Linked DNA regions of Homo sapiens: region 1 is linked to region 2. A link is an interaction called in ENCODE POLR2A ChIA-PET data of the cell type or tissue named here. Cell type or tissue: OCI-LY7. All regions are shown on one strand. Each heading gives the region's core, and the rest is flanking DNA. Links, peaks and the distances in the headings are about the cores only.

What was found. ChIA-PET counts read pairs that join two places held together with the same protein. Peaks named below come from ENCODE experiments on the same cell type or tissue, not always from the same donor. Only the 100,000 strongest peaks of a DNase experiment are listed, where the experiment ranks them.
Region 1: POLR2A ChIA-PET joins it to region 2 with 7 read pairs; 1 of 35 experiments calls an interaction of 5 or more read pairs at or near these places.

The regions. Positions count from the first base shown.
Region 1 is chr9:123,259,580-123,267,465 of GRCh38, reverse strand. The region is part of intron 1 of STRBP (spermatid perinuclear RNA binding protein); the gene reads left to right. Among named protein-coding and RNA genes, the nearest start is that of STRBP, 5.1 kb to the left of the region's middle. In OCI-LY7, for the core only: no CTCF peak of the experiment used is centred there; no DNase peak of the experiment used is centred there; H3K4me3 peaks cover 492 bases.
Region 2 is chr9:125,122,571-125,130,456 of GRCh38, reverse strand. The region is part of intron 2 of SCAI (suppressor of cancer cell invasion); the gene reads left to right. Among named protein-coding and RNA genes, the nearest start is that of SCAI, 17 kb to the left of the region's middle. In OCI-LY7, for the core only: no CTCF peak of the experiment used is centred there; a DNase peak (open chromatin) is centred at 4,216; H3K4me3 peaks cover 511 bases; H3K27ac peaks cover 2,108 bases.

The DNA of each region.
Region 1 (7,886 bases), core at 2,781-6,780, 1.9 Mb after region 2:
TGGTGCTCAGGGAAGAGGAGTATGGGGTGGAAGGGGGAAGTTCATTGGGGCAGAGACTTAGTTTGAGGGCTTGCAGAGAGAGGTGGGGACAGTAGGAGAAGGGTGATGGGGATGGAGAGCAGGAGGTGTGTGGGGCATTTAAAGGATAGCGGGAGAAGTGCGTGAAATGGAGGGTGTTTATGCAGGAAGTATGGAAGAAGGTGGGATCAGCAAGAGAGGGAATTTTGAGGTAGGACGGAGGGTGAGGGGTTCTTGGCAAGTGTTGGAGGACGTTAGGGGCAGGAGCTGGGGGAGAGGGACAGGTGTGGGGTGGCGTGGAGTGTGTGAGGTGGAGGGCAAAAGGGGGTGGGGAAAGGGAAGTGTTCTTGGAGTGGCAGGTAAAGTGTGGGGACAAATGGAAGGAAAGATTTCTGAGGCGGGAAGTGTGGAGCGGTTGGGGAGGAGGAAGGTGGAGGGGAGGGTGAGAACGAAATCAGTAGAGGGGGACAACGGGATAGACTGGAGGGGAAGGTGGACAGGTCTGGAGTACAGTAGGTGGAGGGAGGGAAGCACAGGTTTGGGGCACTGAATTTTGTGCTGTAGGGAGAAGGGAGGTAGGGAGAAAGAAGGAAGGTAGACAGGCTATTTTGGGGTAGAGGATGTAGAAGAATGCTTAATACCTATAGTGGAGTAAGGGAAGGGCAAGGCAGAGGTGTATGTGGACATGTCTGTAACTAGAAAGGCATAGGTGATGGATTGGAGTGGTGGTGGTGGTGGTGGGGGAAATAGGATGCCCAGGTTTAGGGCAGGAAATGACTGCTTAAGTTGGAGAGAGCTAGGAACACAGGTTGCTTAAGAGAGTATGGAAGATCCAAGGAGTGGAAGTATGGGGAGAGATTGGAACACTTTGAGTTTGAGAGATGAAAGGGGCCAAGATTTTTAGGTCACTGAGAGTCTAAGGAAGATCAGGCAGAGTGCAGAAGTTGGAAAAATAACTAAATGGAGAGGATTAAATTCCATACTGAGAGAAACTGGAGATTGAGGGGTGGGGGGACCTGGATCCTGGAATGATGTTAATGGAAAGTGGAGGACATTAAACTCAGTGTCATATCTGAAAGTTCATACTCCTAGGGTCAGAGAGATCGTTGAGCCTGCTTTTAATTCCAGAACCCAGTAAATGAGGAAGGGGGAAGGGGTAAGGGAGAGCTGAGTGCACATCCCCAAATTTGGGAGAGGTGTGTAGTGGGTATCATCCTAGCATATTGGTTTGACGAGTGGACAGAAGGGCCACACAGGGTCACGAGGAGCGCACCAAGAGTGAATGGAAATGGGATTGCAGCAGGTGCAGGGCAGATGTCTTTGTGAAACTGGAAGAGACCAGGCCCAGTGGCCAGTAGCATTCAAGGGCTATGCATAAGAGAGGAAGAAAGGGATACCTTGGTGCAGTGTCTCAGATACCCTGGTGCTTTCTGGGTAATGGGTCAGTATTCAGGCAGCATGGGGTGATGTAATATCTGAGTCCCATGCTATAGGCAGACAGAAGTAATGTACACCTAGCTCCTAAAAGTGGCAGAATTGGAGCTTTCTGACTCTTAACACTCTTTCAAGGCGTGAATAACTGATCTGGATTGTTGACTTTTTCTCCCAAATGGTTCAGGTAAAATTTAGTTGGAGGCTTTTGGATTCTCTGGTATTTTGATTTGAGTTGGGAAGTGTAATGTTAGCTTTATTGAGGAAAGACACTTATGGGTTGGGCGGACATATGGCCTTCAGCTTGCCAAACACATGGGAAGTAACCTTTAGGGGTTTGAACACAGACATTTATTTCAGTGCAAGTCTCATTCACTGTTCTGTGGCTTGTGTTAGATTCTTAGGGGTTTGAAAGGATTAAGCAAACTACTTTGAGACTGCTTCAGTAAGCAAGGTTTCCTAGAATCTTGGAAAACGATTTCCCTTTTGACAGTTGAAAATTAAGTCTTGTCAGATTTTGCTAAGAAATAAATTTCATCATGTTGCAGAAATAACTTCAATTATCACTCTGTGGGCTTCACGTAATGTGTAGTGTGGTACCTAGTATGATTTCAAATAAAAGGTTCGCTTTGGTAGCTTGGGAGCTTTCTGGGTTGATTAGTTTTCTTCTTTTGTCGATTTAGGAAGTATCTTAATGCAGCCATTGTATGTTCGAATAATAAGTTTGAGTGGAAGTGGGAATCTTGCCTAAACATAATGAGGGCGGAGCAGAACACCAAATTTTAAGTAATCGGAATCCGTTAATATAAATATTAAAAAAAAAACCTGGAAGCAAATGATTCGTAAAATCCAAATTTGAAGTGTGTCATGGCAGCAAAAGAATGCTCTGAAGGCATTACTGTAAGATTTTATTTTTGGAGGGAAAGATTTTTAGAGTATAATGTCCCTTCGATTGAAACTCTGAGTATTTTGAGATTTGATATATGTATACAATATAATATAGGGAGCATGTCTGACCTCATTTGCTTTTTGGCAGAGAATTTGAGCAGTAGGATATAAGATGAATAGAGTGAGCTTTGAAAGTTCTCTCCAACATAGCCATTGTTTCCTCCTTATATTTCTTAAGTCCATTGTGTTCATTTTATTGACTTGGGGTGCGCACTACTTTCTTGCTCAGAATACTCAATTCTGGTATAGTGTTCGGATTATATGTATTGTTCAGTGAAATTCTATGAATTGGGACAATTTGTAGGCACTTTAGATATCCTAAGTTTACGAACCAAGGAAAGCAGGTTATTTAGGCTTTGTAGGCTGAATAATTGGGTTCTGGTTTTATTTTCGCTGGTGACTTGCTGGACAAGATATTTAATCCCTTTGTGCTGGTTTCTTCTCTAGAAATCTGACTCTATCCATCTCCCATGAGAATCAAGGTGGTTTATATAAAACAAGTTTAAGTCTTTCGGGAAGACTGGAGCTACGTAAATACGGGGATAGATGTTACTTAGTTTCTTTTTTCTCCCCTGTGGTTTTTAGACTGGTCAAATGTTAGTACTTCGTAATTTACCATTAGGTGGATTAATTTGTTGTGTGAAAGTTGGATAGAGATGAAACTTATGTGAAAGAGATGTCTGCAAATTGAAGTTTGTTCATTCTTTGCTGTCTGCTTACCTTTCCAATTTCTCAGCTAAGTGTTAGTGCTGGTTTGAATTCTTCAGCCTGAGCAGAAGCTTGTGAGAGACATTGGGTTCTAGCTATAGCCCAAGATTGTTTCTAAGCAGGAATTTCCAGAGACAGAGGCCTTCTTTGGCTCAGTGAATTCAATTCTTTTTTTGGGGGTGGGGAATGCAGTGGCGCTCTGTCGCCAGGCTGGAGTGCAGTAGCACAATCTCGGCTCACTGCAAACTCCGCCTCCCGGGTTCAAGTGATTCTCCTGCCCCAGCCTCCCGAGTAGCTAGGACTACAGGTGCCCGCCACCACGCCCAGCTAATTTTTTGTATTTTTAGTAGAGGCGGGGTTTCACCATGTTGGCCAGGACGGTCTCGATCTCTTGACCTTGTGATCCACCCGCCTCGGCCTCCCAAAGTGCTGGGATTACAGGCGTGAGCCATCGCGCCCAGCCAAATTCAATTCTTATATCAGAAATAATAAACATAATACATTTTCCTATGTATTTTGCAGAAAATTGATTACTGACTGAGTGACTGGAATAGAAAAATAGAGCTATCCCTTCTGCTAGTGACGTCAAGCTTCCTTGTTCTGATTTACTGAATACTCCTTCCTTTTTCAAGTTTTAGTTATCAAATAATTACCCATCATTTGGTATTTCCGTATGCTTTGACAGGTAATGCTCTATTTGAGGGGGAATGATTTTTAAATGCTTTCTTAATGTTGTGTTTGGTTTACAAGTTGTAAAGAGCCTTCCAGGTGTTGGTCATGATTGACACAGCAAAAATGTAAATAGCAAATTGCCTTTTTTTTTTTTTTTTTTTTTTGAGACAGGGTCTTGCTCTGTGGCCCAGGCTGGAGTGTGGTGGTGTGATCATAGCTCATTGTAACCTTGAACTCCAGAGCTCAAGTGATCCTCCCGCCTTAGCATCTCGAGTAGCTGGGACTACAGGCATGTGCCACCACATCTGGCTATTTTTTTTACTTTTAGTAGAGACCAGGTCTCAAGGTCTTGCTGTGTTGCCCAGGCTGATCTTGGACTTCTGGGCTCAAGCGATCCTCCTGTCTCAGCATAGGTTGCTTTATTACACATTAATTTGCCTTGAGCTTGGTGATACCCAGCTCCGATAGTGATCTTTCTTTGCTACGTGATCTACTCTAATAGTTTACTCTCTTAGGTAACATGTTTGGACACTGTTACCCATTTTACTGCTTTTCTGTTTTCATTTGTTTTGCATAGGTCCTTTTATTGGAAGATTGGTTGTTTTTCAAAATTCGTTTAGCTACAGAAACTGTTTCTGACTAGTAATTCTAAGAGGCTAGTGAATCGAGTCTAATTTTAGAAAACTTTATTGAGAGATGTAAGTTTAATGTATGTGTCAGTTAAAATAGAAGTAAAGTAAATAAGGCCAGATTAATGGTGATGTAGATAATTAGGTGATTTGAGCCTGAAAGTTGTGTTAATCTTTAATATAGCTTTTAGTTCTTGCATTGAATAGTGAGGTGACCAAGTGACCTGATTTGTAATTTTCATGTCTAATTTGAATTATTTCTTGTCCTAAGGGTCCATTAAGTGCATCCTATTTGAGAAGTATAGTGCCTGCCTCACAACAGACTCTCCACATGTGCATGTGGCTGAATGAAGCAGTCCTAAATTTTATTTGGTATTCAGATTCTCTTAACTTCTGACATAACTAGCGCTGTGTAAAACATCTGCTTTCTTTAGTTAACTTTAGCATAACTTGAAAGGGTACAGTTGATTACATCAATAATAAAATCACAGCCTTGCATTGTGTGACTTCATGGTTCATTTCCACTTGAAAAGTGAGAATTCTGCAGCAGGTTGTGTAATAAATTCTGAGGCATTTCTGGGTCATGGGTAAGATGTTTCTTACTGCACCTGCAGAATTTCCTGTTCTTTGCAGTTTTCCAGGTGCCAGGATTTTTCACAATATCCTATTGGGCAGATCAGCATTTTGTTTATGATTTTAATTTAACCAATATAGTGCTGTTGACATATAGTGACTAGTAATTGTCCTAAAGGGCTCTGTCTCTATTTTTTTCTTACCATGCTTGTTTTAGTATGCCATTATTAAGCCCGTTTTGCCAGTTAATTCAGCAAGCATAAATTGACATTTAGGCTCAAAGGTGTGTTTTGTACCAGACCTAAGATTTCTTAGTATGCTTCAATAATACTGGTTTGAGTAAAGAATAGATCCTTCTCTAGATATATTGGCCCTTAATATGAAAATGGAGTTTGTAACTGGTTACTTATGTTTAGTCAGCCTAAATGGAAATAAGTACAATTTAAGACAGCTAGGTAGTGATCTAATAAATAAGTGGTTGGTTTGTAAAAGTTAAGATGGAGGCAGTTCATTTTTAAGATGTTTATAGTTCAAGTAAATCTGAAACTCATTAAACATTGCATCTAATCATAGGCTTCTGTATAGCTTAGGCAACCTAAATTTTAACCTAATGAAGTTTTGGATACTGGGTAACTCTTGAGTTAAATAATTCTGAATAACTCACAAAGATAGTGAACTAGAGGGGAAAAGTGTTGCAGTTTTGATGATTAAAAGCTGGAGAGAATAAAATCTCAAGACTTTGGTGTGAATATTTTCGGTTGTTTTTGAAGTAAGCTGTGAATGAGCTTATAATGCCAGGGTTAGCATAGAAGAACAGATAGCAAACATCGTGATGAAGCTTTTAAAAATACGGTATCTTAAAAATAAGTACTAACTGTGATTTTTTTGTTCTGCCAGTTTTGTGGTAAATGTTTTAGAACTATACAACATTGACTTTTGAAGTTGGTCAGTATTATTGTTCCTTTATTTCTAGAGCTCAGAGTTCATATACCTGAACTTTGGTCCCTGTGATGGCTGTATAATGTAGGTGAACAATGGAATATTACATTTAGGGAAATGGAGGCACAAGGAGTTCACTTTAGAGCAGAGATTGGCAGACTGTCAGATCACTGAGAAGTTGTATATCAAATTCATGTTAGTTTCTGAATTTGGCAAGGAAGATTGATGGCTGAGCAAATTTGAAATCTGCCTCTTTTAATCAAGCTGTTGAGTACACAAGTCTTTTCATGGACTGAATGGGATAATGCTTAGTCCTCCCAGGAAGCTCAGAGTCCCAGGATTATGAGATAGTAATGAATCTGAGAAAAAGTACTGGCACTGGGTGGAGTATGGGTATGCACACAGTGCCTGGTGTGCAACCTTAATTGCTGTATTAGAAGAACGTTATTGGTACTATAAGATTTAGCTATGAGATCTGATCCTATTTACTAGTTGTAGATCTCTCTCCTTAAGTCTGAAATAGGAATAATACTCCTAATTTACAGAGTTATATTGAAGATTAAAGAAGATAAGAAAATTGTTTGGAAGCTATAAAGCATATTTTCTTTTTTTGGAAGTGAGCAGAAATTAAGGGCAGGCTTTGAAGTGATAGACTCAAAAGGACCTGGATTTTTATTTTTCATTTTTCATCATGGACATTTCAGATGTATATGAGTGGAAACAGTACAGTAAATTTCCATATAGCCATCAATCAGCTTCACCAATTATCAGCATTTTGCTGCTCAGCCCTCACTCACAATTGCATTTTACTTTTTTTTTGGTAGGGAATTTACAGTCAATCTTAGACATCATATACTTTGATCCATAAATACTTCAGTATATATTTCTGACTGATAAGAACCAAAAAAACCACGTAACCACAACATTATTTTAACCCCCTAAATTAACAATAATTCCTTATCTTCTGCACAGAAGGACGTGGATTTAAAACATACCTCTTAGAAAGTACTTACCAGCTTTGTGAGTTAAGCATATTATTTACTCTCTCTGAGCTTCTGGTTCCTTATCTGTAACATAAAGATAATGCCTCATGAAGTTATTTTGTGCTTAAATGAAATAACATGTAAAATATCTTAACACAAAGGTTCTTGGCAAGTGGTCCAGCCTCTCTTCTGAGCCTCCTGTGACATGTGAATTAGAATTATGGGCTGCTTTCCTCCCTTCTTTAGTATCACAAAGAGTAACAGTACTCTGGAATTATTGCCCACTAGCCTAGTGAAATTTTTCTTCATTGGGTTATTTGACTCTTCTAGTGAAATTCTATTAACAGCTGAAATGATGTCTCTCTCTCTCCTGCAACATCATTATTCCCCTGTCTACTGGCTCATTCCAGTTGGCACACACATACTATATTTCATCTATTTTTTTTAAACAACCATTTCTTGACCACAGTGCCTTTTTTAGCTGCTACCCAATTTCTCTGCTCCCCTTTACAGCAAAACTTCTTGAAAAAGTTTCTTCTGTTCATCTTTAGTTCTCATGTTCTCTCCGGAAACCACTCTAGTGAGATTTTTAACCCCACCACTCTACTGAAAACTGTACCTGTCAAGACTACGAAGTTTATTTCTTATTTGACCTATTAGCTGTGTTTGGCACAAATAGGTGCTTCCTTTTGTGAAACACTTTCTGCTTTGGTTTCTAGGATACCAGATTGCTGGTTTTTCTACCTACTTGGCTTCATAGTCTCTTTTTTGGTTCTTCCTTATTACACCTACCTCTTAATATTGGACTGCCTCGTGGGATCTCTGTTGTTGTTGTTGTTGTTGTTGTTGTTTTGTGAGACAGAGTTTCACTCTTGTTGCCCAGGCTGGAGTGCAATGGCGTGATCTCGGCTTACCGCAACCTCTGCTGCCCGGGTTCAAGCAATTCTCCTGCCTCAGCCTCCTCAGTATCTGGGATTACAGGCAT
Region 2 (7,886 bases), core at 1,880-5,879:
ATTCACCTGTTTTAGTTCTTTGAATTTTGACGAACCTAGTTGTGTAATCACAACTATAATCATAATATAGAACAGTTCCATCACTCCCCAAAATTCCCTTCTGTCCCCCCGACCAATTGGCAACCACTGACCAGTTTTTCCACAGTCTGAATTTTGCTGACTTTATGACCTCATGGTATCACTTAGCATGCTTCTCTGTTCCGTTTGTGTCTTGTAAATTGATAGAGTTAATTTGCTTTTTTGTTTTAAGAATGCTTTGGCTGGACGTGGTGGCTCATGCCTGTAATCCCAGCACTTTGGAAGGCCGAGGCGGGCGGATCACCTGAGGTCAGGAGTTCGAAACCAGCCTGGCCAACATGGCAAAACCCCGTCTCTACTAAAAATACAAAAATTAGCTGGGCGTGGTGGTGGGCGCCTATAATCCCAGCTACTCGGGTGGCTGAGGCAGGAGAATCGCTTGAACCCAGGAGGTGGAGGTTGCAGTGAGCCGAGATAGCATTACGGCACTCCACCCTGGGCAACAGAGCAAGACTCCATCTCAACAAAAAAAAAGAAAAGAAAAGAAAAACTGCAGCATAGAAGTGATGTGAACTTTCATTAAAGCTTCTCTTTTTTATGTTAGGAACCCATAGTAATCGGTATCTAGATTTATGAATTCATTAGGGTTGCAAATGTTGAAATTCTAATTGTTTTGCCCATGCGTGGTGGCTCACACCTGTAATCCCAGCACTTTGGGAGGCTGAGGCTGGTGGATCACCTGAGGACAGGAGTTCAAGACCAGCCTGGCCAACATGGTGAAACCCCATCTCTATTGAAAATACAAAAATCAGCCAGGTGTGGTGGCACGTGCCTGTAATCCCATCTACTTGGTAGGCTGATGCAGGAGAATCACTTGAACCCGGGAGGTGGAGGTTGCAGTGAGCCAAGATCATGCCACTGCACTCCAGCCTGGGTGACAGAGTGAGGCTCTGTCTCAAAAAAAAAAAAAAAAAAAAAAAAAAAGAAATTCTAATTCTTTCATTCCTTCTTTTTATTTATTTTTTTTAAGTTGGAGTCTGCGTGATCTCGGCTCACTGCAACCTCCGCCCCCTGGGTTCAAGCGATTCTCCTGCCTCAGCCAACTGAGTAGTTAGGATTACAGGCGTGCACCACCACTCCTGGCTAACTTTTGTATTTTTAGTAGAGACGGGGTTTCACCATGTTAACCAGGCTGGTCTGGAACTCCTGACCTCAAGTGATCGGCTCGCCTCAGCCTCTCAAAGTGCTAGGATTACAGGCGTGAGTGCCACTGTGCCTGTCTCATTCCCTCTTCATTATTAGCTGGAATACTTCCAGAAAGAGACATTTCCCTTACTGACTGAAACAATTTTTTGAATTTTATTTATTTATATATGAGAGGGAGTTTTGCTCTTGTTGCTTAGGCTGGAGTGCAATGGCGTGATCTCGGTGCACTGAAGTCTCCGCCTCCTGGATTCAAGCGATTCTCCTGCCTCAGTCTCCCGAATAGCTGGGATTAAAGTTGTGCACCACCACACCCAGCAAATTTTTATATTTTTAGTAAGGATGGGGTTTCTCCATGTTGGCCAGGCTGGTCGTGAACTCCTGACCTCAGGTGATAGACCTGCCTCAGACTCCCAAAATGCTGGGATTACAGGCGTGAGCCACTGTGCCCGGCCTGAATTCAATTATTTATTTTTTTTTTTTGAGACGGAGTTTCGCTCTGTCGCCCAGGCTGGAGTGCAGTGGCACAATCTCGGCTCACTGCAAGCTCTGCCTCCTGGGTTCATGCTATTCTCCTGCCTCAGCCTCCCAAGCAGCTGGGACCACAGGCACACACCACCACACCCGGCTAATTTTTTGTATTTTTAGTAGAGACGGCATTTCACTGTGTTAGCCAGGATGGTCTCGATCTCCTGACCTCGTGATCCACCCGCCTCGGACTCCCAAAGTGCTGGGATTACAGGCGTGAGCCACAGCGCCTGGCCATTTTTGTATTTTTAATAGAGATGGGGTTTCACCATGTTGGCCAGGCTGGTCTCGAACTCCTGACCTAAGGTGATCCACCTGCCTCAGCTCCACAAAGTGCTGGGATTACAAGTGTGGGCCACCGCACCCGGCCAAATTACCCGTATACATTTTAGAGAAGGGGGTCTTGCTCTGTTGCCCAGGCTGGAGGGCAGTGCCACAGTCACAGCTTACAGCACCTTGAACGCCTGGGCTCAAGCAGTCCTCCCACCTCAACCTCCTGAGTAGCTGGTGCCATGTGCCACTGTGCCCGGCAGGTTTTTTATTTTTAAAAATTGTTTGTATTGATGGGTGTCTCACTTTGTTACCCAGGCTGGTTGCAAATTTCTGGCCTCAAGCAATCCTTCTGCCCCAGCCTCCCAAAGTTCTGGAATTATAGCTGTGAGCCACTCACTGCACCTGGCCTAGAATTTTTTTTTTTTTTGAGATGCAGTCTCACTCTGTTGGCCAGGCTGGAGTGCAGTGGTGTGATCTCAGCTCACTGAGACTTCCACCTCCTGGGTTCAAGCAATTCCCCTGTCTCAGCCTCCCGAGTAGCTGGGACTACAGGAACGCACCACCATATCTGGCTAATTTTTGTATTTTTAATAGAGACAGAGTTTTGCCATGTTGGCCAGGCTGGTCTCAAACTCCTGACCTCAGTTGATCCACCCACCTCTGCCTCCCAAAGTGCTGGGATTACAGGCGTGTGCCACCTCGTTCGGCCGGAAAAATCTTAAATGGAGCAGCTTGTTTGGAACTTTCTTTGAAACCACCAATATTACTTATTTGCAAAAGATATCCATAGGTTAGTACATTAATTGACTGTATAGCACATATGAATCTTACCTCATGAAATCAGGTAAGCAAAAAGTATTAACAATATTTTAATTCCTTTAAATGAAATCAAATTCTGCCCTTGGGGGCAGGTGTGGTGGCTCGTACCTGTAACCCCAGCACTTTGGGATTCTGAGGTGAGAGCGTAGTTTGAGCTCAGACTAGCCTGGGCAACATAATGAGAACCCGTCTCAAAAAAAAAAAAAAAAATTCTGCCCTGGGACCTTCTCCCCCTCAATTCTACCAAACTGGTTAGAAATACAATCTCAGTGATTAATAATAGAGATCCACCCCTCCTTAGAGTTATGTGAGACTCTAATAGGCTTTTGAGGTACCAGGAGAAGGGTGGAAGGTTGATTTTCAGCCTGTGCTGGATGTGACTGAGCACATTGTCTAAGAGGATATGAGGCGTTGAAGCCTGGGGATTCTGATGTACAGGCTTCAGCTTTGCTTGGTACAACACATGCCCATTTCTCTCTGAGGACTTGGGCACTGCTAGGACGTGGGGTTGCAGGTTCCCTTTTTGTGGATTCTGAAGGAATTCCTTCTTCTCAGATAAATTGCTCCCATTTTTCTTCTTATTTCTACCTAACCCCCAGCTCCCGCCAAAGGCACTCATTGTTCTACCCTTCTTCCCTCAGTATAATCTCCTCAAGGAGTTCATATTTTCAGAAAACATGCACAAACCTCCCTTGAGGCAAAGAAGCAAATAGGACTATCATCTTGGGGATTGGGAAGTACCATGATAATAAAACATCCATTGATGTCTTAATAACTTATCTGGCTACTTATATTTTCATCAGTAATTCTAGTCCCTGTAGTGGGACTTAATGATCTATCCAAAAATGATTTGATTTTCCCTTCTTTAAAAGATGGAGCTGAATTCTCCTCCCTTGAGTGTGGGCTGGACTTAGCGATGCACTTCTAGTGAATAGAACACAGGAGAAGTGATGAGATGTCTCTTCCCAGATTGGGTTTTTAAAAGACTGGTTTCTGCCTTGCATGTGTGTTCTCTCTCTCTCTCTCACACACACACACACACACACACCCACACCCACCCACCCACCTCACTTTGCGGGAGGCTAGCTGGCTAGCTCAGATTGGGTTTTAAAAAAACTGGCTTCTGCCTTGCATGTGTGTTCTGTCTCTCTCTCTCTGACTTCTGCCTTGCATGTGTGTTCTCTCTCTCTCTCACACACACACACACACACACACACACACACCCCCAACTCACTTTGGGGGAGGCTAACTCCATGGTATGAGGCAGCACTGCATAGAGGGAAGGCACTTGCCATGTTGTGAAGACAGCCACCCAGGCAGCCCATGGGGAGGGCCATGTGGTGAGGAAGTGAGGCCTGCCAGCAACCACAACAGCTAGCTTGGATGTAGATCTTCTGAGGCCTGCTGGCAGCCACATGACTGGCTCAGAAAAGTGAGCTTGAACAGGGATCCTCCTACTCTAGTTGAGCCTTGAGGATGACTATAGTCCAAGCCAACAGCTTGACTCATTGTCCTGGCTTCACAAGGGCTGAGTTATGTGAATCTGTGATTTTCCTTGGAGAGTCTCCTTTCTTCCAGCACTGGCTTCATTGTACCCAAGGGGCTCAATGTCCAGCTAAGATTTCTCTTATCCTGTATAGGTTTCTGATGGACAAAGAGAGAGAATGTGTGTGTGTGTGTGTGTGTGTGTGTGTGTGTGTGTGTGTACGTGTACGCACGCATGCATGAGAGAGAGAATATGTGTGTGTGTTTTGGAAGCAGCTATCTTTTTTTTTTTTTTTTTTGAGACAAAGTCTTTACTCTGTCGCCCAGGCTGGAGTGTAGTGGCGTGATCTTGGCTCACTGCAACCTCCGCCTCCCAGGTTCAAGTGATTCTCCTGCCTGAGCCCCTTGAGTAGCTGGGATTACAGTGCCTGCCACCATGCGTGGCTGATTTTTTTGTATTTTTTGTAGACACAGGGTTTTGTCATGTTGGCCAGGCTGATCTCAAACTCCTGACCTTAGGTGATTCACCCACCTTGGCCTTAAGAAGCAGATATCTTTTGATTAAAGGGCAGTTCAGTTTTATTTTTCTTTCTTTTTTTTTTGGAGATGGAGTATCACTCTGTTGCCCAGACTGGAGTGGAGTGGCACGATCTTGGCTCACTGCAACCTCCACCTCTTGGGTTCAAGCAATTCTCCTCTCTCAGCCACCTGAGTAGCTAGGATTACAGGCATGTGCCACTACACCTGGCTAATTTTGTATCTTTAGTAGAGACAGGGTTTCACCATGTTGGCCAGCCTAGTCTGGATCCTGACCTCATGATCCTCCCACCTCGGCCACTCAAAGTGCTGGGATTACAGGCGTGAGACACCGCGCCTGGCCTTCATTTTTAAATTTAATTTTATTTTTTTTAAGACAGAGTTTCGCTCTGTCTCTCAGGCTGGAGTGCAGTGGCGCCATCTCAGCTCACTGCAACTTCCACCTCCCGGATTTAAGCGATTCTCCTGCCTCAGCCTCCTGAGTAGCTGGGACTACAGGTGTGCGCCACCATGCCTGGTTAATTTTTGTATTTTTTATACAGACGGTGTTTTGCCATGTTGACCAGGCTGGTCTGGAACCCCTGACCTCAGGTGATCTGCCCACCTTGGCCTCCCAAAGTGTTGGGATTACAGGCGTGAGCCTCCCACACAGATTGGGAGGTAGTCCTCTGCTCTTGTTTGCCTTGTTAAGGGAAGGGCCGTAAGGTAGTTATCCAGTGAAGAGTCAGTTTTCTTCTGCCTGCTCTCTCTCACCAGGCTTTAAACTCTTTTTCAACCCCTTTTCTTGGCTTTTTGGGAAGAGTGGGCAAAATAGAGCCAAGTCAGTTATGATGGTTCATTTTATGTGTCAACTTGACTGGGCCACTGAGTGCCCAGACATTTGGTCAAACATTATCTTAGGTGTGTCTGTGAGGATGTTTCTGGATGAAATTAATATTTGAAGTGATTGAGTAAAACGGATACCCTTCCGAGTCTGGGTGAGCCTCATCCAATCATTTGAAGACCTGGCTAGAACAAAAAGACTGAGCAAGAGGGAGCTTCTCCTGCCTGACTCCTTGAGCTGGGACATCAGTGTTTTCCTGCCTTTGGACTTGAACCAAAACTTTGGCTCTTGAGCATGGTAGCTGTTGTATTGGAACTTGCGCCATTGATTCCCTTGGTTCTCAGGCCTTTAGACTTGGACTGCAACTAGACCATAGGCTCTCTTGGGTCTCTAGCTTACTGACTGACAATCTTGGGACTTTTCAGCCTCCATAATTGCATGAGCCAATTCCTTTTAATAAATATCTTTTTAAATATATATACCTCTGTCTCTGTCTCTCTACCTCTACCTCTGTCTCTCTCCTGTTGATTCTGTTTCTCTGGAGAGCCCTGACTAATATATAAGCCTAGTCTTTTATTGCCTTACTTTTGTCTCATTTCAGGTTTTTCAGAGTGCTCCTAATCTCTGAGAACTTCTGCATTACTGGCTTAATTCTCTGCATTGACGCAGTCTGTCATGAAATGGCTATCTTCATGACAAACCAAGCAAAAGGAGAGGTGCTTGGGTTTTCATAAACTTGGCAGCTGTTTTGGAAACATTTTACTCTAAGGCTAGGCACCACTGTTTGTATTCTTATTTTGCATTTGGGGTTTCTTTCTCCTAAGTTCTCTCTCCATATATTCTCCTGGCCTGGAAGGCATGTGTGCCTGTTTGACAGTGTCCTGGAAATTCTTTTCTAGACGGGGAGTGCATGTTGAAGGTGCTCACACGTGGTTTCCTAAAATCCTGCAAAGTGGCAGTTAGGACTTTTGTTTGTTTGTTTGTTTCTTTGTTTCTTTGAGACGGAGTCTCACTCTCGCCCAGGCTGGAGTGCAGTGGCGTGATCTCGGCTCACTGCAACCTCTGCCTCTCGGGTTCAAGCGATTCTCCTGCCTCAGCCTCCCAAGTAGCTGAGATTCCAGGTGCCCGCCACCATGCCCGGCTAATTTTTTGTATTTTTAGTAGAGACGGGGTTTCACGTGTTAGCTAGGATGTTCTCGATCTCCTGACCTCGTGATCCACCTGCCTCGGCCTCCCGAAGTGCTGGGATTACAGGCGTGAGCCACCACACCCGGCCTGCCAGTTAGGACTTTTAAACTCTTAGGATAATTTCCAAACTATAGAGTCATCATGTATAGATTTTCAGAGAACAACTGCCAAAAATAAAGATTTTAGATTTAGAATTGTTGACATAAGCCTTTTTTTTTTTGAGTTGGAGTCTCACTCTCTTGGCCAGTCTGGAGTGTAGTGGTGCAATCTCAGCCCACTGCAACCTCCATCTCCCCAGTTCAGGCAATTCTCCTGCCTCAGCCTCCCGAGTTGCTGGGACTACAGGCACGTGCCACCACACCTGGCTGATTTTTTGTAGTTTTATTAGAGACAGAGTTTTACCATGTCTCTCAGGCTGGTCTTGAACTCCTGAGCACAGGCAATCTGCCTACCTTGGCCTCCCAGAGTGCTAGGATTGCAAGTGTGAGCCACTGAGCCTGTCGTAGCCTGTCTTTCTAACAATAGATAAGCAAGCTGTTTTTCTATTGAGGTAACACCTGGCTGGTGATAATAAAATTGTCATCAAGTAAAAGGATTCTTACTTTTGTATAAAATAGGAATATGCATCTATATGTCCAAAACAGGTTTTTAAAATTTTACTAATTTATTTATTTTTGAGACAGGGTCTCACTCCAGTCACCTGGGCTGCAATGCGGTGGTGCGATCTTGGCTCACTGCAGCCTTGACTTACTGGGATGGAGTAATCCTCCCACCCTAGCCTCTGAAGTAGCTGGGACCACTGTCACATACCACTACGCCCAGAAAATTTTTTGTATTTTTGGTAGAGACAGGGCTTTGCCATGTTGTCCAGGCTGGTCTCGAACTCCTGGGCTCAAGCAATCCACCCGCCTCGGCCTCCCAAAGTGTTGGGATTACTGGCGTGAGCCACTGCACAGTGCACAACCAGCTTTTTTTTTTTTTTTTTTTTTTTTTTGAGATGGAGTCTCACTCT